2 separate regions of the Homo sapiens genome follow, and region 1 is linked to region 2. A link is an interaction called in ENCODE POLR2A ChIA-PET data of the cell type or tissue named here. Cell type or tissue: Panc1. All regions are shown on one strand. Links, peaks and the distances in the headings refer to the core of each region. The heading gives the core; the rest is flanking DNA. Region 1 holds the start of IFRD2 (interferon related developmental regulator 2). Region 2 overlaps CISH (cytokine inducible SH2 containing protein).

Region 1 (5,092 bases), core at 1,030-3,529, 310 kb after region 2:
GAGGCATGGCTTTGCCCTGGAAGATGTTGAGGGGTAGGGAGGCCCAGCCTTTGGAGTGCTGGCCTGAGGGGAGATATTCTGAGTGGAAGGCCTGAGAAGCCACTCAGAGACTCGATACAAAGGGGCCCTACTTGGGCTGGGTGAGTGTCTCACACCTATAATCCCAGTACTTTGGGAGCCTGAGATGGAAGGATTCCTTGAGGCCAAGAGTTCGAGACCAGCCTGGGCAACATAGTGAGACCCCAACCTCTACCAAAAAAACATTTGAGACAGAGTCTTGCTCTGTTGCCCAGGCTGGAGTGCAGTGGCACCATCTCAGCTCACTGCGGCCTTCACTTCCTGGTTCTAGTGATCCTCCCACCTAAGCCTCCTCCCGAATAGCTGGACTACAGATGCATACCACCACACCCAGCTAATTTTTATATTTTTGTAGAGATGGGGTTTTGTCATGTTGCCCAGGCTGGTATTGAACTCCTGGGCTCAAGTGATTCTCCCGCTTTTGCCTCCCAAAGTGTGGGATTACAGGTGTGAGCCACTGTGCCCAGCCTAAAAAATTATTAGCCAGGTGTTATGCACCTGTAGTCCCAGCTGCTTGGGAGGCTGAGGTGGGAGGATTACTTGATCCCAGGAGTTCAAGGCTGCAGTGAGCTATGATCATGCCACTGCACTCCAGCCTGGATGACAGAGTAAAACCCCGCCTCTAAAACCAAACCAAACTAGAGAGTCCCTACTGTAGAGTTAGAATCAGATTGTGACAGTGAACCAGAAGAGTTTCTTGAATGTGGATGTGTGCCCACATGGATCTGGCCAGCCCAGCACTGGCTTAGCAGCTCTCTGCCTCCAGGATGACCTTGTGCAGTCCATTGGTGTGAGTGCAGCACTAGGGGCAGCCGGCGTGGTGCTCTGGGGGGACCTGAGCCTCTCCAGCTCTGAGGTGATCATTGCCCCTTTGAGCCTGCCATGTAGCACATGCTGGGGTCCCAGGGTGGGGGACGGCCATGTCAAGATTATAGAGCAGGCATATTGACACATATCTTCCCTTCTCCTCAGGAGGAGTGCTGGCATCTCCATGACTACCTGGTGGACACCTTGGGCCCCTATGTGATCAATGTGACCAGGGCAGCGATGGCCTGCAGTCACCAGCGGTGCCATGGCCACGGGCGCTGTGCCCGGCGAGATCCAGGACAGATGGAAGCCTTTCTACACCTGTGGCCAGACGGCAGCCTTGGAGATTGGAAGTCCTTCAGCTGCCACTGTTACTGGGGCTGGGCTGGCCCCACCTGCCAGGAGCCCAGGCCTGGGCCTAAAGAAGCAGTATAAAGCCAGGGCCCCTGCCACTGCCTCTTCTTTTCCCTGCTGCCACTTTTCCAGTCCTGGAACTACTCTGTCCCACTCTTGCTCTATTCAGTTTACAGTCAACCCTCCCAAGCACACACCCCGCTTCCCTTGGAATCCCTGAGGGGTAGAAGGGGCCAGAAAAAACGCTTATAAAACCAGAGGCCCTCTGAGATCATGTGAGTCCTCCATGGCAAGGAAGCAGTTCCAGGGAGAGTCAGGTTCCAGCTAGTTAGGGCTGCCAGCCTAGGGCTTTGTGCCTACACCTCACTAAGCCCATGGAGAGGTCACAGATGGGCCGTGCACGGGCAGATGGGCCCCAAAAAATCTTGGCGAAGGTCGGTAAAGTGCTAAGCTGTTGTCTGCACTCTTTCATCATAAAGTCACTTTTTTCCACTGCCTGAGGTTTGGCTGTTGCTCCTGTTATCCCAAGCTCTAAGCCCTTCCCATGGTCCCCAGACCCAGGCAGGGGTAGGTCTCGTCTGGAGTGTCCCGCTGCCAAGTGCCCTGAGAAGCCAGTCCTGCCTTGGTGCTCCACTGAGGGACGCTTCGGAGTTAACCACCGTGCACTTGTTCCCGACGCGGGGCTGGGGCGCGCGCAGGGCATTGTGGGTGCATAGTTCAGCCAGCGCGTCGTCGGCTGGTGGGCCCCAGGCGTGGACTACCATTCCCATGGTGCTCTACGCGCAGCTAGCCGCCGTCGCCTGCGCGCTCAGGCCTCTGGGATTAGTAGTTTTAGCCTCGTGGATGTGGGCCTGAATCGGATGGCCTGGAACTCGCCTTCCCGGCGACCTGTTTGGCAGGGCGGGGCGCCTCGCGAAGATGGTGGCGCGCGTGGCGTGTGGCTCCCGTCGTCTGGCCAAGTCTCAGCGCAGCGCACCGGCCGGCGTCTCGTTGGCCTGGAGCCCACACCCACCGGGTCCCTGACCCCGCGCCCCCCGCGCCCGGTTCCCGGCATGCCTCGCGCCCGTAAGGGCAACACGCTCCGGAAGGGTGGTCAGCGCCGTGGAGGAGGTGAGTGGGGTGGGGGGCGCGGGACAGCTGTATGAGCGGCGGGCGGGGGTCCTGCTGGATCCCCTTGGTTGTTCTCGAGGGCCCTGGGTGGGGAACCCCCTCGGCCAGCCCCACGCAGCTTCCCATAACTCTACCGAGGCTGGCACGTGCCCCAGCAGTCATTGGCCACGTGCGTGCCCAACTTGAGCTCGCTGCCCACTGCCTGTTGGGAGTCCGCGCTCCCAGCGGTGACCCGGCCAGCCCCTCCGGGCCTCAGTTGCCTGCTGGGTGGACAAACTCACCGGACAGGGCAGGAAGCCAGTCCTCTTGCCAAACCCTGATCCTTTCCTGGACTGGTCAAGGAAGTTGGCGGGAGTCCTGGCCTGCTCCGGTGAAGAGAGGGAGGGGGCTCTGTTGGGAAGCTACCTGGTTAGGGCCTTGGCAGCTTGGCAGGCCTGACTCCACAAGGTAGCTGAGTATCCTGGAGCCTGAGGCAGTCTTGGGACTCGCTTATCAGCTTAGACCAGGAGCCTATCTTAATGCGTTAAACACATATGTTTACTCTGCTGGGATGGGGTGCCTACCACGCACAAATTTATTTATTTTTATTCTTGAGGGGGAAGGGAGGAGGGCCGGGCACAGGAAGGAGGAAAATACCTAGGCACAACTTTAAACTGGTCACCACCATGGTGGGTTTTGGGTGGGGGACATCTAATAGGGTGTGGAACATGTTCACTGAGTGGTGTCAGCCCCAGACTTAGGACTCAGGGAGGCCTGGGGGGAAGTGCTTCTGGGTGAGTCCTGAGAGGATGGAGAAGAGAGCAAGTTGTACAAAGACCTGGCAGCTGGAGGGACCCCAGCGCAGTGGAGTGAATGAGGGAAGGCTGGGCTGCTCCGGCAGGTAGAATAGTAAGATAAAATGGGAGCAGGCTGGGCGTGGTGGCTCACACCTGTAATCCCAGCACTTTGGGAGGCCAAGGCAGGCAGATCACCTGAGGCCAGGAGTTCGAGACCAGCCTGACCAACATGGAGAAACCCTATCTACTAAAAATACAAAATTAGCTGGGTGTGGTGTCGTATGCCTGTAATCCCAGCTACTCGGGAGGCTGAGGCAGGAGAATCACTGGAACCCGGGAGGCAGAGGTCGCAGTGAGCCGAGATGGCGTCATTGCACTCCAGCCTGGGCAACAAGAGCAAAACTCTGTCTCAAAAAAAAAAAAAAAAAAAAAAGGTGGCGGGGAGCAGAGGCCAGTGCGCAGGCTGGACTTTGTCCTGCAGATGAGGGGTGTGAGTAGTTCTTAGAAGTAGGGCCAGCCTGGTGATCACACCCTGTCCAAAACTCTGCCACAGCAGCCAACCTTGCCAATGTCAGCCCTTGGCCCTGGACAGACCCCACACACAGGAGTGCACCAGCCCTACTGAACTGACCCTTGGCTTTGGTTTTTCATCTCTGAGAGGGACACCATTCTATCTTTTGGGATTATGAGGTCGAGTGAGGTACCCCCAGCCATCCCTCATCAGTAGAGGCAAGTTGAGTGTCCTATTCCACCTTCTCCAGGTGCCCGGAGCAGTGCCCAAGCTGACTCGGGTTCCAGTGACGATGAGGCAGCCAGTGAGGCCCGCAGCACCGCCAGTGAATGCCCCAGCCTTCTCAGCACCACTGCAGAGGACAGCCTTGGTGAGAGCGGGTGGAAGTTTGACAGGGGCTTGGTGAGGGCTCCATGGGCTGAGGACAAGAAGCGGTGCTGACCAGGTGGCCTTGCAGGGGGGGATGTCGTGGATGAGCAGGGCCAGCAGGAAGACCTTGAGGAAAAGCTGAAGGAGTATGTGGACTGTCTCACAGACAAGAGGTACCCCTGGCTGCCAGCCAACTCCTACACCCAGCTCCAAGTGTGATCAAGGGAGGGCTGGCCCATATGACCCCCCTTCTCGACCTCCCCCAGTGCCAAGACCCGGCAGGGTGCTCTTGAGAGCCTGCGCCTGGCCCTAGCGTCCCGCCTACTCCCCGACTTCTTGCTGGAGCGCCGCCTCACGCTAGCCGATGCCCTGGAAAAGTGCCTCAAGAAAGGTTGGACCTGGGGGTGTGTGGGAGACTTAAACTGGGCAGACACTGGCCCTTGCTGCATGGGCTGACTGGAAAGCATCCCACAGGGAAGGGCGAGGAACAAGCCCTGGCTGCTGCTGTGCTAGGCCTGCTCTGCGTGCAGCTGGGCCCTGGACCTAAGGGTGAGGAGCTGTTTCACAGCCTGCAGCCTCTGCTGGTCTCTGTGCTCAGTGACAGCACAGCTAGCCCTGCTGCCCGGCTCCACGTGAGTGTGCCTGTGCCCCATGAAACCCTTCCTGCACCTTATCCCTCAGCAGAGTGGTGGGTTCCCCCTATCTTCAGCCTCCTTTACTCTGAGGGGAGTGAGCTCCAGGGCTGGGAACCCAGGTTCACCCGCTGACCGTGGCATTGCATTGCCCTTCTCCCAACAGTGTGCTTCTGCCCTTGGCCTGGGCTGCTACGTGGCTGCCGCTGACATCCAGGTGAGGGGTCTTTGGGCACAGGTGGTAGAGCATCTAGGGCTGTAACTCTGCCTCTGAGCTCCCCTGCCTCTCTGTGCTCCTAGGACCTGGTCTCTTGCCTTGCCTGCTTAGAAAGTGTTTTCAGCCGGTTCTATGGCTTGGGGGGCAGCTCCACAAGTCCTGTGGTTCCTGCCAGCCTGCACGGCCTGCTCTCTGCTGCCCTGCAGGCCTGGGCATTGCTGCTCACCATCTGCCCTAG
Region 2 (14,360 bases), core at 1-2,500:
GACAGCACGCACCCCAGCTACCTGTTCACGCTGTCAGTGAAAACCACTCGTGGCCCCACCAATGTACGCATTGAGTATGCCGACTCCAGCTTCCGTCTGGACTCCAACTGCTTGTCCAGGCCACGCATCCTGGCCTTTCCGGATGTGGTCAGCCTTGTGCAGCACTATGTGGCCTCCTGCACTGCTGATACCCGAAGCGACAGCCCCGATCCTGCTCCCACCCCGGCCCTGCCTATGCCTAAGGAGGATGCGCCTAGTGACCCAGCACTGCCTGCTCCTCCACCAGCCACTGCTGTACACCTAAAACTGGTGCAGCCCTTTGTACGCAGAAGCAGTGCCCGCAGCCTGCAACACCTGTGCCGCCTTGTCATCAACCGTCTGGTGGCCGACGTGGACTGCCTGCCACTGCCCCGGCGCATGGCCGACTACCTCCGACAGTACCCCTTCCAGCTCTGACTGTACGGGGCAATCTGCCCACCCTCACCCAGTCGCACCCTGGAGGGGACATCAGCCCCAGCTGGACTTGGGCCCCCACTGTCCCTCCTCCAGGCATCCTGGTGCCTGCATACCTCTGGCAGCTGGCCCAGGAAGAGCCAGCAAGAGCAAGGCATGGGAGAGGGGAGGTGTCACACAACTTGGAGGTAAATGCCCCCAGGCCGCATGTGGCTTCATTATACTGAGCCATGTGTCAGAGGATGGGGAGACAGGCAGGACCTTGTCTCACCTGTGGGCTGGGCCCAGACCTCCACTCGCTTGCCTGCCCTGGCCACCTGAACTGTATGGGCACTCTCAGCCCTGGTTTTTCAATCCCCAGGGTCGGGTAGGACCCCTACTGGCAGCCAGCCTCTGTTTCTGGGAGGATGACATGCAGAGGAACTGAGATCGACAGTGACTAGTGACCCCTTGTTGAGGGGTAAGCCAGGCTAGGGGACTGCACAATTATACACTATTTATTTATTTATTCTCCTTGGGGTTGGTGTCAGGGGCGAGCCAACCCCACCTCTATGCCCTGAGCCCTGGTAGTCCAGAGACCCCAACTCTGCCCTGGCTTCTCTGGTTCTTCCCTGTGGAAAGCCCATCCTGAGACATCTTGCTGGAACCAAGGCAATCCTGGATGTCCTGGTACTGACCCACCCGTCTGTGAATGTGTCCACTCTCTTCTGCCCCCAGCCATATTTGGGGAGGATGGACAACTACAATAGGTAAGAAAATGCAGCCGGAGCCTCAGTCCCCAGCAGAGCCTGTGTCTCACCCCCTCACAGGACAGAGCTGTATCTGCATAGAGCTGGTCTCACTGTGGCGCAGGCCCCGGGGGGAGTGCCTGTGCTGTCAGGAAGAGGGGGTGCTGGTTTGAGGGCCGCCACTGCAGTTCTGCTAGGTCTGCTTCCTGCCCAGGAAGGTGCCTGCACATGAGAGGAGAGAAATACACGTCTGATAAGACTTCATGAAATAATAATTATAGCAAAGAACAGTTTGGTGGTCTTTTCTCTTCCACTGATTTTTCTGTAATGACATTATACCTTTATTACCTCTTTATTTTATTACCTCTATAATAAAATGATACCTTTCATGTACAGAGCCCTCAATGGGGCCGATTTTCAGTTGTGTACACAGTGTGTCCCCTTTGATCTTGTTATCATTAGCCCCCATTTGATATTTGGGCTAGCGGAGAGGCCCAGAAATTCTATGTGGCTGAGCAGTCCCTGCTGGGGACTCATTAAGGAGTGGAGGAGACAGGGAGCAGCCTCTCCTCTCATCTCCCCTGGGTCCCCTTGGGAAATGGGAGCTAGGAGACAAAGGCCAGTTAGACTGCCTGCAGGGTGACTGCCCTGGCCACTGCCAGGCGAGGGCTCGGGGGAGGGTGGCAGAGGTGCATCAGCCCTGAGAGATGTGTAAACAAGAAATGCCAACTCCAAATCGCAAGTGGAGAATACCCAGGGAGAGAGAGCTGTGGACTACTCCTGGGGTCAGTGTCTTGAGATGAGGAAACTAGTAGTCAGAGAAGTCAGGGCTGGTTCTCCCAGGAAGAAGGTACAGTGAGTGCAAAGGCACCAAGGCATGACTGGGAGGCACGTGTTCCTGACACACAGAACTGAAGAGGGCTTGCTCTGTGCAGTGGGGCAGGGCAATTGAATCGGGGTAGGGGCCAGTGAGCTGGCAGAGTCTGACCTGGGGCGGAGGTGTCCGGGTTCTAGTCCAGACTGGTTGGGATTGGGGGATCCTTTCTTCTCTCTCAGGGTTCAGCACACCAAAAGTGTGTGGAAGAGCAATTTCAATGAAAACACCCTCCATTACCGGACAGTCTGACTTTGGAACACTATCTGTTGAGATCTTCCTGTGTCCCGAAGTTTTCCGCACCTTTGCTTGAGGGCCCCACAGGAAAGCTTCTCTAAAGCTTTCTAACCTTTATTCTGGAAACAATCCTAACCTTCCTGTTGTCTTAGCCCTCAAGCAATTAGAAGTCTTAGAGTAGAAGAGACACTTGTTGGCAGGTTGAGAGCAAGGAGGGGTGAGGAGTGACAGGCTGATTACAGGGAGGGGTAAGGACGAGGATAGACAGCAAGAACCATGGAGTTCACACAGGACCCTGGGGACATGGAGGCAGTCATGGCAAAGAATAGGTCTGACGTTAGGTGAGAGTGAGCAAGAGGTGGGTGATGGAGGGAGGGCTGTCTTTCCTGGATGTGGTGCCCAGACCCAGGTGGCCAGCCACGTGCCTTCCCTGTTACTGGCGGCGGCCTGAGCGCTTGGCTGTCTGTAGGGCCAGATGGCACGCTTCCTCCAGGTCACCATGACCCAGCCAGGGGTATTTACAGTTCCTCATTCCTTCAGTCTGAATTTCAGCTGCTTCATTGCTTCCAGAATGCCTGAGGTAACCCCTCTGTCTGCTTCACCCCTAGATTTGAGTCACCTAGCGGATGGGTAGTGGATACAGAGGGGCCAGTGTCAAGCTGTTCCTCACCTGGTGCTGCAGCCTGGACAGAAAGCTGCTGTGGCTAGAGGAAGCACAGAAAACTGCTTTGTACACAGAGAGAAATGTCTCAAGGTGCCTGCCAGGTGCTGGGCATGGGGCGAGGGCTTGCACCTCATGTAGCACTCACCACAACTTTGGGAGTGAAGTCCAAATATTACCCACGCTACACAGATGAGGAAACCGAGGCTCAGAGCAGGGAAGGGGCTGACCACGGCCACTCAACAAGTGGGGCTCAGGGCAGAGCTAACCCTGGGGGGTCCTGACTGACCTTTTGTCCCCCGGATTACTACATGAGATGGGGAGGACAGGGATGGTGGCTTCCAGGCAAGTTGCTCTTGGATGCTGTTTTCTATCTCCTGGTATCCCTGCCTGCTGAGAGCTCTTGGCCACTGGCCTGGCCACCAAGGTCCTGTTCTCTTCACCCTGGCCTCAGCTCAAGCCAGGGCCCGGCTCCTGTCTGGGGAGGGGCTGCCAGCTACTTCTGACCCCCAACAGGTTCCAGGTTCCATCTTCTTTTCTTGTTTCCCTGCCAGGGCAGTGAATGATGCCTGCCCAGACCCCAATCAGAGACTCAGCCTAACAGATGCTGAAGATCCTCTGGCCAACGTGATCACCACTGTGTGGTCCTGGCCTAGTAAAAGGGGCACACATGTTGACACTAGCCAGGAACAAAGGGATGAGCCTTCTGGTGGGTGCAAGGACCCTGCACAACATACAAACAGTAACGAAGGTCACACTTTATCATTAAGTCCTCCACCAGCACATGTGCTCCAAAGGCACCAACTGGGCCAGACTCCATCTAGGTCCTGGAGACAGCAGGGAACAAGACAGACACGGTCCCCATACTCATTGGGCTCGTGGGCTAGCGGGAGAGACAGAGAGTGAACTAGTGAACAAATGGGTGCATAGGACAAGCTTTGAGAGTGTAAAGAAAGAAAAGCAGTGGGGGTGGGAAGAGTAACTTTGGGAATGGGGACACCCTGCAGCTGGGAGGGCGTTGGGGATAGCTCTGCAGCTTTGGGTGGCACTGAGCCTGGAGACCCAGGCAATGAGCAGGAGCTGGCCATGCAGACAACTTGCAGAAGGGATGTCCCAGGTGAAAGGAACTACAAGTGCAGTGGCCCTGAGGCAGAGACCTAGAGCCCAGAATGGCTGCCCAGGAGGGGTGGGAAGGGCAAAGGAAGCAGGTGGATTTTATTTGAGGATGGCAAAGCACCTCTTCAGAGCCTAGCAGGGGAGTGCTGTGATCTGACCCTCATTTCTAAGGGAGGTATCTGTACTCATGAGGGCCTGGAGGCAAGAGGCCAGAAAGAAGGATCTGGAGGGTAGAGTGTGGGAGCGGGGGCAGAAAGAGGTGAGGGCAGCAACTCTGTGACTCTGGGTTGGGTTCCTACCCCACTAGCAGAGGTTGTCCTCATCTACAGCTGAAGAGGGAAGGCCTCAGAGAGGGGTGGTGAGAGGCAGAGCCAGAGTTCACATCCTGATTCCAGACATTGTTTGGAATAACCACTGCTCTATTCTGCCTCCAAGGGTCTGGCTTGCTAAAGCCTAGGCACCCACAGGTTCAGAAGGCATGCAGGAGGATGGGGAGATTCAGGAGGGCTTTCTGGAGGAGGGGGTCTGGGGGCTGGGCCCTAGAGGATTCTGCCTCCAGGTGGGAAATGGGTTTGGAGATTGATCCTGTGTGGCGTCCCTCCCTGGATTCACAAGCCTCCCTCTGGAACAACCTTCGGACAGAAATGCTGCTAAGCCATCTAGGTATTTCTTGTTGCCCCCAAGGAGTGTTTGCTGGATACCACCCCCCTTCCAGACATACCACTGGGGTATCATTGGTGCCAGTGTGTACATCTCACTAGGTCCCTGCACCTAGGCTGGACTTTTAATCTACTGACTGAGCAAATCTCTCCTGGCCAAGGCTGGACACACAGCTGAGTGGGGCTGGGGTCCATGACTAGGCCCACCTCACTCTCAGATGGGGACCCTCCCGTCCTGCACGGTTGCCCACAGTGAAGTGGAAGGCGAGGGGCCGGGGGCCTAAAGGCCTAGAGGCCTGACTACGAAGGCAGGAAGACTCAGGGTCTGTGCATAGGACATCCCAGACTTCTCCAGCTCTCATAAAGGCCCTCTTCCTCCAGGAGAAGTAGGCCCTGTGCAAGCCTGGGCAGCCTTTGACACCAACCTGCTAGACCAGTTTTAAGATAAAGTAGACTTGAGCTTTGCCGGAAATTCAACAGCCTCTCATGGTGGATGTGTCCTCCCTATCCCTCCCTGGCTCCCGTGGACCACCCAAGGGGTCACTCCAAGAGTCACTCTGGGGCAGCAGGCTGGAGTTCCCACGTCTGAGACTCAAGCTAGAGGAGGTCCCTGGAGGTTTGATTTTGGTCAGAATGCAGACCTCAGAGTGGTTGGAGAGTGGCTGGGCCTGGATGCTGGGGAATGGGGAGTGAATGGAAACCGATGCTCATCTCTGAGCAGGAGGAGACACAGCAGGCCCAGGGAAGGGGAGCTTTTCTGATGTGGTCAAAGCTTCCTGCTCAGTGGAAAGAGAGTTGCTTCCATGGCCCGGGCCTCATTAAAACAGGCAGGGCCTCTGAGGGCTATGGGAACCTAGGATTGCCATGACTCCTCCAGGCAGCCCTCCAGGACTGTCTCACCCACACAGACCCTACTAGTGAGATGCTTGCGCTGGCACCGATGATGCCCTGATGACATGCCTGGTGGGGAGGGTGGTATCCAGCAAATGCTCCTCAGGCAGAGTCCTGCTCCAGGGACTCTCCCCACACCCAGCACCCATGAGCCAGATGGGGCCCTTCCTGTCACCAGAGCTGGGCTCCTCCACCAGAGGTGGGGATTGCACTCATAGTCCAGACTGGGCCAAAGCTCTGTTCTTCAAAGTGCCTCTCAGCCCTCAGCCTCCTCCCAGGAAGCACTTCACTGCTCCCACCCCCACCAGCCCCACATCAGTGACATCACTTGTGTGTGTGTGTGTGTGTGTGTGTGTGTGTGTGTGTGTGTGTGTGTGTGTGTGTGTGTGCGCGCGCACGCGCGCACGCATGCTTGTGCTGACCTTTCCACTTGGCCAACATTCCTTTGTTTTTCTCAGCTCCTTCCAGTGGATGGCTGTGGGAGGAGGAGCTGCTGGGAGAGTAGGTTCTCAGGAAACATTTCCCCCAAAGCCCCAGGGACACGGAGCCCACGAGACATGAGAAAATGAGGCTTAACCAGGAGGAGAGGTGTTCCAAGGGCAGTTTGAGGGGTGTGGGTGAGAGAAAAGGAGAGATCCTGGCAGAGATCACTGTTAACCCAGGTGTGTGCATGCCTGCGGGGGCGTGCTCCCGGGCATCCTTGCCAGATCAGCACCATCAGCCTGGCACCTAGTGGGCAAGCTGAGCTTATAAGGGCAGGCAAAGCTGGGTGGCCCTAGGAAGTTGCTGCATCTCGCCAGGACATATATGGCTCAAAGTAGGCCAGGGTCCTGGGTTTGCTGTTGTGGGATCAATTCACTTTCTCTCCTACCCAGAGGTGCCTGGTTGGGAGCTGTGGGCTTTGGGGGCAGGAGCACCTCCTCCCAGCACCTTGACAATCACCCCCTTTCTCTTCTGGGTCTCAGTGAGTAACTAGGGTGGGTGCTAGCTTCCAGAGGATCCCTGGGCCTTGTGTAGGGCAGAGAAGGCCTGGCGTGGGCACCCCCCACCCCCAGCCTGGGTGAGGTGTTTTCGCCAGAATTGCAGCAGCTGGGGCTGGAGGCCTCTTCCCAGGAAGAGCAGAGCGCCGCTTCCAAGAACTCAGAGGAGGCCGCAGGCGGGAGGGGGAGCGGGGGAGTTAATTTTAAACCACACTGCCTTCAACGCTTCTCAGGAACTGGTTGCTCAACGTGATCTGGCAGGTCCCAGGCGGCTGGGCAGGCCTGGTGCCAGCTCAGAAGTGGCGGGTGGAGGACACGCCCCAGGGGGAGGCCTGGTGACCTTGAGGGAAGTAGGGCCCTGTCCTTGACCACTTACCAGGGCCTGTCCCTCATTCACCCGACCCAACTTTGCTGGGGGGTGTGAGGTGGGGTAATTTATTCAGTTCTAACCAGGAAAGGTAAAATTATAACAGGATTAATAACACAAGTGTCATGGCCTTCCAAGGGCCCCAAGACGATCCCATCCCCCTTCCCTGCTCAGAACCTGCCTGTCCTGCACCCTGGCCTGTCCTCTGGAGGTTATCTGATGAGGGCCTATTCTGAGGGTAAGGCCTGTGCTGATTCTCTATGGGATGGGACCCTGGTGCCAGGCTAGTGGGGGGAGTAGAGTCGGGGGGTGGAGGGTGGCATGTGGCAAGCTGGTGGAAGTTCTGGACCAAGGGAATGAGCCTCCTTCTTGTGCAGGGAGAACTCATGGGCCCGCACCCCATGGTTGACTGCAGTCAAAGCACCTGCATTTCACCGACCTCCTGTTGGAGGTGTTGACCACCCTAGTGTGGCCAACCACTCCCGGCTGACAGCCTAGGCCCACCTCCCAATGTTTGGTCCATGGAATGTTCTACCTGCAGAGGCACCTCCCAGTGCACCCCCTTCCCCCACTACCCCCACTGGCTGCCCTCTGAGACCCCAGCAGTCTGGGCAGAGCAGGTCTCAAGTTCTAGGAAAGGATCCTAAGCAAATGCTGCCAAGAGCTGCAGTTCTTGGAACCAGCACTGCAGGGCGAGGGGACACTTCCTGGAACCTGCTGGCCCTTCCAGGGAGTGAGGCTCAGAGGACAGCCAGTGACCTGGGGTAAGTGGGGGGAGAGGGTACTGAGCCCTTAGCTTCGGTCTCTGCCTCCAGGAAGCCCTCCCTGACTGCAGGTGCCTCCTTAGACTCCTCCATCCCGGTGCTGGATCTGGCATGACCTCTGAAGTGCCCGGTGTCCAGCCTGGCAGAGTGGACGACGAGAAACAGGTGTTAGTAGAGAAAAAAAGGGCATGTGTACCTATGGAGGCAGCGTGTGGGTGTGGGTCCACAGTGAAAGCAGGAGGTTAGACAGGAGTGTCCTGCCTAGGCCAGTGAGCAGCCGGGGGTGTGAAGCACCAAGGGAGAGTAGGAGGGAAAACAAGGTGGGGTCAGCAGTGCCAGGCCCTGCTCACTGAGCCCCCTTTGCTGGTGGGCAGCCTCTGGCTCTAGTCACTCCTTCAGGACAGCCTTGTCTCACCCACACTTCCCTGTCCCACAGCAGGGGGCCCAGGCCCCAGCTTCAGCATCAAGCCACCCAGGACATGCATCTGGCCTTTTGGAAAATAGCCTGGAGAATGCAGAGGAGAGGCTGCAGTGAGTGGGCACTGACAACTGTCTGGGACTGGGTTGAAGTCTGGCCACATTTCAAGGGAATGGCCATGAGTGTTCCCATCACAGGATCCCAGGAGCAGCATTGTTAGAGCAGGGGCCTGGAAGTATGGCTGAGGGTGCTGAGTGAGCAGGTCAGGGTCACATAGCTGGGAGGCACTAGGACAACCTTTTAACCACTCATGACCCCTTTACCTTCAGAATGGAGAACCTCCCCTGGCCAAGGCTGGACGGGGTGTCGGCAAGAACTTGCCTCTCTCCTCCCACCCTCAGGTCACTCCTTGGCCCTCACTGAGCACAGCGCCAAGCGTGCTACCCATCCACCCCAATGTCACAGAGAAGATGGGGACAATGCTGGCGTTAAGAAGGGCTAGGACCCAGTGGGTGGGTGGCAGCTGTGAGGTGGGGCTATGGCAGAGAGGTCCTCCCTCCCCTGTAGGAGGGCAGTGGGGCAGCCCAAGGACACAGGTCATTGCTGTGCTTGTACTCTGCAGTGGCCAGTTCTCAGAAGCTACCTGGGGCAGCTGGCAGTGGGTGGGAGTGCTGCATTCTCTGTCACTTAGAGGCCTTGATGCCTGCACCCAGGTCAGGCTGGCTGTGGCTGGAAAGAACCTGCTGTGGATGAAGTTGACCTGGGACCCACGTGACCTGAGTGAAAAGAGCTATGGGTTTGCAGGGGACACCGGTGCCCTGCTGCAGGTGGTTCTAGAGCTAGGTATCCTGCATCGTGACTTGAGCAAGTCATGAACCCACTCTGAGCCTCAGTTTCCCACTCTGTTTTTGGTGTTTGGTTTGGTTTGGTTTTGAGACAGGGTCTCACCCTGTTGCCCAGGCTGGAGTCCAGTGGCACAATCTCGGCTCACTGCAGCCTCTACCTCCTGAGCTCAAGCGATCCTCCCACCTCAGTCTCCCAAGTAGCTGAGACTACAGGTGTGTGCCACCACACCCCACTAATTTTTTGTACAGATCTAGTTTCACCATGTTGCCCAGGCTGGTCTGAACTCCTGGGCTCAAGCAATTCTCCTCCCTCGGCCTCCCAAAGCACTGGGATTACAGGCGTGAGCCACTGCACCGGGCCTCCACCTCTACTTTGGGGACAATGTTATCACTTGCCTTATGGAATCGTTGTAAGGAGGAAATGTGTAGACTTGGTGATTTTTGTTTCTCCTCGGAGTCTTCCCCTGGATCCCAACTCACCCCTCCAGCTCCCACTTCACCATGAGCCCATGGAGACATGAGCCCCAGAAGAGCTCTTTCTCTGGTCTCTATTGCAGCAAGAAGTACCTGTGGGCACACTGGAGCATAGGCCTTGATGTTTGCAGTGCTCCAGGCAAAAGGACAAGTGGAGGCTCACATACCAGAATCTAAATATTAAACAACCATAAATCAAGCTGCTAATGAAATGTGTTCTATCCTCCTACTGAACAAATAAGCTTTCATAGGAGTAAAAACATCTGTAAATCTACAGTTTTTATATATCTGAAAGTCAGCAGATATCCAAAATGATGAAACTTAGTAATTATCACTCATGTCCAGGTGTTCAGTGACCTGAGGTTTAAGTGAGAGAATGAAGACTTGCCTGATGCCTAAGATATTCTGTATTTATTCTGTAACATTGATTCTCCTCGTCTTTAGTCTAGTAAAATGATTGATTATGTTGTTACAGTCAAGACTTCTACACTATTACTGTTCTTTTCATAGTAATGATTAAAAAGATTAAAATAAGGCTGGGCATGGTGGCTCACACATGTAATCCCAGAGCTTTGAGAAACCAAAGTGACAGGATTGCTTGAGGCAGGAGTTCAAGTTTACAGTAAGCTATGACTATACTACTGTACTCCAGACTGGGCAACAGAGCAAGACCCTGTCTATAAAAAAAATAATAATTTTTAAAAAGACTAAAATAAAATATTGGCCAGGTGTGGTGGCTCACACCTGTAATCCCAGCACTTTGGGAGGCCAAGGCAGGTGGATCACCTGAGGTCAGGAGTTCAAGACCAGCCTGGCCAACATGGTGAAACCTCATCTCTACTAAAAATACAAAAATTAGCCAGGCATGGTGGCACACACCTGTAATCCCAGCTACTTGGGAGGCTGAGGCAGGAGAATTTCTTGAACCCAGGAGGCAGAGGTTGCAGTGAGCCGAGATCCACACCATTGCACTCCAGCCTGGGTGACAAGAGTGAAACTCCATCTCAAAAAAATAAATTAATTAATTAAATAATGAAATAAAATATTACATTCAAAGAACACAAAAATATGTTAAATTAAATGAGATATGTCAAAATTTCAAAAGATGATATAGTCCAAAAAGTTATTGTTATTTTAAAATTAATTTAATTATTATTATTATTTTTTGAGACAGGGTCTCACTCTTTTGCCCAGGCTGAAGTGCAGTGGTGTAATCTTGGCTCTCTGTAGCCTTGACCTCCTGGGCTTAAGTGATCCTCCCACCTTAGCCTCCCAAGTAGCTGGTACTACAGATGTGTGCCACCACACTCCACTAATTTTTTTGTATTTTTTGTACAGATGGAGTTTTGCCATGTTTCCCAGGCTACTCTCAAACTCCTGGGCTCAAGGGATTCTCCTGCCTCAGCTTCTCAATGCGCTGGGACTTCAGATGTAAGCCACTGTGCCTGGCCTTAATTTTAATTATTTTTTTTGGCGGGGGGGTCTTGCTGTGTCACCCAGGCTAGAGCGCAGTGGTGTGATCATAGCTCAGTGACACCTCAAACTCCTGGGCTCAAGGGATCCTCCCACCTCGGCCTCCCCAAGTAGCTGGGACGACAGGCACCCACCAGCACACCTGGCTAATTTTTGTATTTTTTATAGAGATAGGGTTTCACCACATTGCTCAGGCTGGTCTTGAACTCCTGAGCTCAAGCGATCCACCCATTTCAGCCTCCCAAAGTGCTGAGATTACAGGCGTTAGCCACCACACCCAGCCTAAAAAGTTATTTTTAAAATAATCAAAATCACTTAGTAAAATTGAGGCAAAACAAACTATAAGTTATACTTGTATTAAAATTTAAATTAAGATTTAAAACTAAAATTTTACTTAACTTTTTGAAATTGTTATTAAATATTGCTAAATGTTTTTATGAAAAGAAATCTTAGCAGAGTGTGGTGGCTCACACTTGTAATCCCAGCACTTTGGGAGGCCAAAGTGGGAGGATCGCTTGAGTCCATGAGTTTGAGACCAATCTGGGCAACATAGTGAGACCCTTTCTCTACAAAAAATATTTTAAAAATTAGCCACACATGGCAGTGCATGTCTGTAGTTCAGCTACTTGGGAGGCTGAGGCCAAAGGATCACTTAAGCCCAGGATTTCGAGGCTGCAGTGAGCCATGATTGTGCCACTACACTCCAGCCTGGGTGACAGAGCAAAACTCTTCTCAAAAAGAAACAGAGAGAAGAAAAGAAATCTTCACTATTCACAGTTAAATTCTCTGTGAAGGCTGAAGTAGTGTTTGCTCTGCAGTTAGCAAAAGCACAACCTCCATGCATTGCCCTAGAACCTGAACGGTGCTATCATGACAGTGGGTGTTTGGGTTTGTCTCACACTGCATCAGCACTGAGTGTCAAATCAGTGGTTTGACAAAATGGGAATGCACATGAATTCTTTAATCAATTTATTGGAAATTGATCACTTGTATGTTTGTGATACACTCTAAGGAACAGGCCACAGGCAGATTAGAAGAGAGTGGTAACAGACAAAGCACAATTTCCAGTAAGTGATATTGGAGCAATTTGGAAGGAAAAAAAAGTGCAACGTCTACCTCACACCTTCCACCATAAATTCTAGATGGACCAAATATTAAACATTAAAAATGAAATTCTAAGAGTCCTTTAGAGCACCTGCCCTGGAGTCCCAGCAGTATCAATCCCAGGTGTGGAAACCTCTTCCTTTGCGTGGCTCCCCTGCGTTGTTTGCAGGAGAGGTCTGGAGGAAAGAGAGTCACCCCAGAAATACATCGATGCCTATATAGTGTTGTCTCTCTATCTTGGGTTTTTTCCTGCAGAAACCACTCTGAGACAAGCATCCAAATGCAAATAGATTATTTGGGAAGTAATGCCAAGAAGCACCAGTAAGGTATTGAGAGACAATTCCCCATGGTTCTCTCCTATTTCTGCACACTTGCCAGTAGAGGCACTGGTTGCCCTTGTTCTAAATAATCTTTACAAGGGTGATTATTATAGTGAGTAACCTTAGAAGATAGAGGTAGTATCTCCCTCCAGAGCAAAAGGCAGATTTTATTGTCCCGTATACTAAAGATAACATCTCCCACCTGGGCAGGTTTGCTTGCAGCTTATTATAAAAGACGTGGGTCCCCTAAATTCAGCATGCAGTTTCTCCACCGTAGTGCAACCCAATGCATATGCAGGCATCACCGGGCCATCATCACATCACTCTGTAGGAACTGCGGTTCAGGGAAGTGGTGCAAGAAAATGCTTTTACTCTGTCTACTGCCGTTACTGTAAACAATAATCTGTTGTCTGTTTCTGAACCCAGAGTTCTGTGCCTTCTGCCATGATCCTTGAGAATATGATAGACTATGATAGACTAACTTGTTTGCTTCAAAGTCGGATAAGCCGGGCGCGGTGGCTCACTCCTGTAATCCCAGCACTTTGGGAGGCCGAGGTGGGCAGACCATGAGGTCAAGAGATTGAGACCATCCTGGCCAACATGGTGAAACCCTGTTTCTACTAAAAATACAAAATAGCTGGGTGTGGTGGTGCGCACCTGTAGTCCCAGTACTCGGGAGCCTGAGGCAGGAGAATCGTTTGAACCTGGGAGGCAGAGGTTGCAGTAAGCCAAGATCACGCCACTGCACTCCAGCCTGGCAACAGAATGAGACTCTGTCTCAAAAAAAAAAAAAGAAAGTCGGATAAAATCTCAGCCTTCACACTTATTGATATAAAATGGGAGAGGGGGTGAGACAGGGAAGGAAAGGAAGCCAAAGGAGGTAGGTGGGTTTATGAGTGGGTTCCTTCTGTAGGCAACTGAGGCTCAGTCTTCAGTTGGGAGCTGGCAGAAAACACAAGCCACGGTTGTCCCACCCAAGGGGTGAGGGAGCTGGGCATGTGTCTACCAACTCTCTGTCTTCCTTGGTTTCAGGCTGCTCCAGGGGATTAGCTCTCAGGCACTTTTGGTTACTTACCCACCTGGCCTCTGCAGCAGAGAAAACCTCAGCTCACCATTGCAACTACTCTGTGGGAACTTGAGTGAGAGGGGATGTGAACTGCTTGGACCCCACCAGACTGTGATGGGGGCCTGCCTGAATAGTGCCCATTCCTTGTGCCTGGCACAGTGCCAGCAGATGGTGACTGAATGCATGCCCCATGGCCTAAGGATAAGGATCTATTTGCCTGCCTGTATCCTCCACCAGGCCATGAACTCCTTATGAGTAGGGACCGTGTCAATTTTTCTTTGGTACCACAGTATGACAGTGTAGTCCTGGCAATCAGCTCACTGAAGGTCTGTTGCATGAATGAAAGATGAAAAAAAAAGCCTCTAAAATAAACAAAAAATCAGAGTCAGCCAGAACTAGACTGAACCATTTTTAAGTAGAAAAGGGCCATCTATCCAAAATCAATAGCAAGTGCACTTGACAGGGAGGGACCAGAGGCACCCCAAGTGAGAAACAATATACAAATGCTCTAGTCGTTACAGTTTTTCAATATTGTATTGAAGGTCTCAGCCAAGCTATTAAACAAGGAAAATAAATAAGAGCCATAAGTATTAAAAAGGAAAAGACAGGCCGGGTGTGGTGGCTCAGGCCTGTAATCCCAGCATTTTGGGAGGCCGAGGTGGCAGATCACTTGAGGTCAGGAGTTCGAGACCAGCCTGGCCAACATGGCAAAACCCCGTCTCTACTGAAAATACAAAAAAAAAATTAGCCTGGCATGGTGGTGGACGCCTGTAATCCCAGCTACTCGGGAGGCTGAGCCAAGAGAATCGCTTGAACCTGGGAGATCGCGCCACTGCACTCCAGTCTGGGCAACAGAGTGGCACTTTGTCTCAAAAAAAAAAAAAAGAAAGAAAGGAAAAGACAAATTTGTCATTGTCATTATTTTCAGTG

What was found. ChIA-PET counts read pairs that join two places held together with the same protein. Peaks named below come from ENCODE experiments on the same cell type or tissue, not always from the same donor. Only the 100,000 strongest peaks of a DNase experiment are listed, where the experiment ranks them.
Region 1: POLR2A ChIA-PET joins it to region 2 with 16 read pairs; 2 of 35 experiments call an interaction of 5 or more read pairs at or near these places.

What each region holds. Positions count from the first base shown.
Region 1 is chr3:50,289,474-50,294,565 of GRCh38, reverse strand. IFRD2 (interferon related developmental regulator 2) reads left to right here and starts at 2,137. Exons shown (of 12, transcript NM_006764.5): 1 at 2,137-2,349; 2 at 3,887-4,006; 3 at 4,094-4,178; 4 at 4,272-4,396; 5 at 4,480-4,637; 6 at 4,804-4,854; 7 at 4,938-5,092. The coding sequence starts at 2,292. It overlaps HYAL3 (hyaluronidase 3), which reads left to right. Exons shown (of 4, transcript NM_003549.4): 3 at 845-934; 4 at 1,051-1,734. The coding sequence ends at 1,320. RefSeq lists enhancers at 703-1,258, 1,649-1,838 and a silencer at 2,219-2,428. In Panc1, for the core only: no CTCF peak of the experiment used is centred there; a DNase peak (open chromatin) is centred at 2,035; H3K4me3 peaks cover 1,859 bases; H3K27ac peaks cover 1,702 bases.
Region 2 is chr3:50,593,703-50,608,062 of GRCh38, reverse strand. CISH (cytokine inducible SH2 containing protein) reads left to right here. Exons shown (of 3, transcript NM_145071.4): 3 at 1-1,574. The coding sequence ends at 456. It overlaps HEMK1 (HemK methyltransferase 1, mitochondrial release factors N(5)-glutamine), which reads right to left. Exons shown (of 11, transcript NM_016173.5): 11 at 11,897-14,360. Among named protein-coding and RNA genes, the nearest start is that of CISH, 11 kb to the left of the region's middle. RefSeq lists a silencer at 2,764-2,813 and an enhancer at 5,336-9,016. In Panc1, for the core only: no CTCF peak of the experiment used is centred there; no DNase peak of the experiment used is centred there.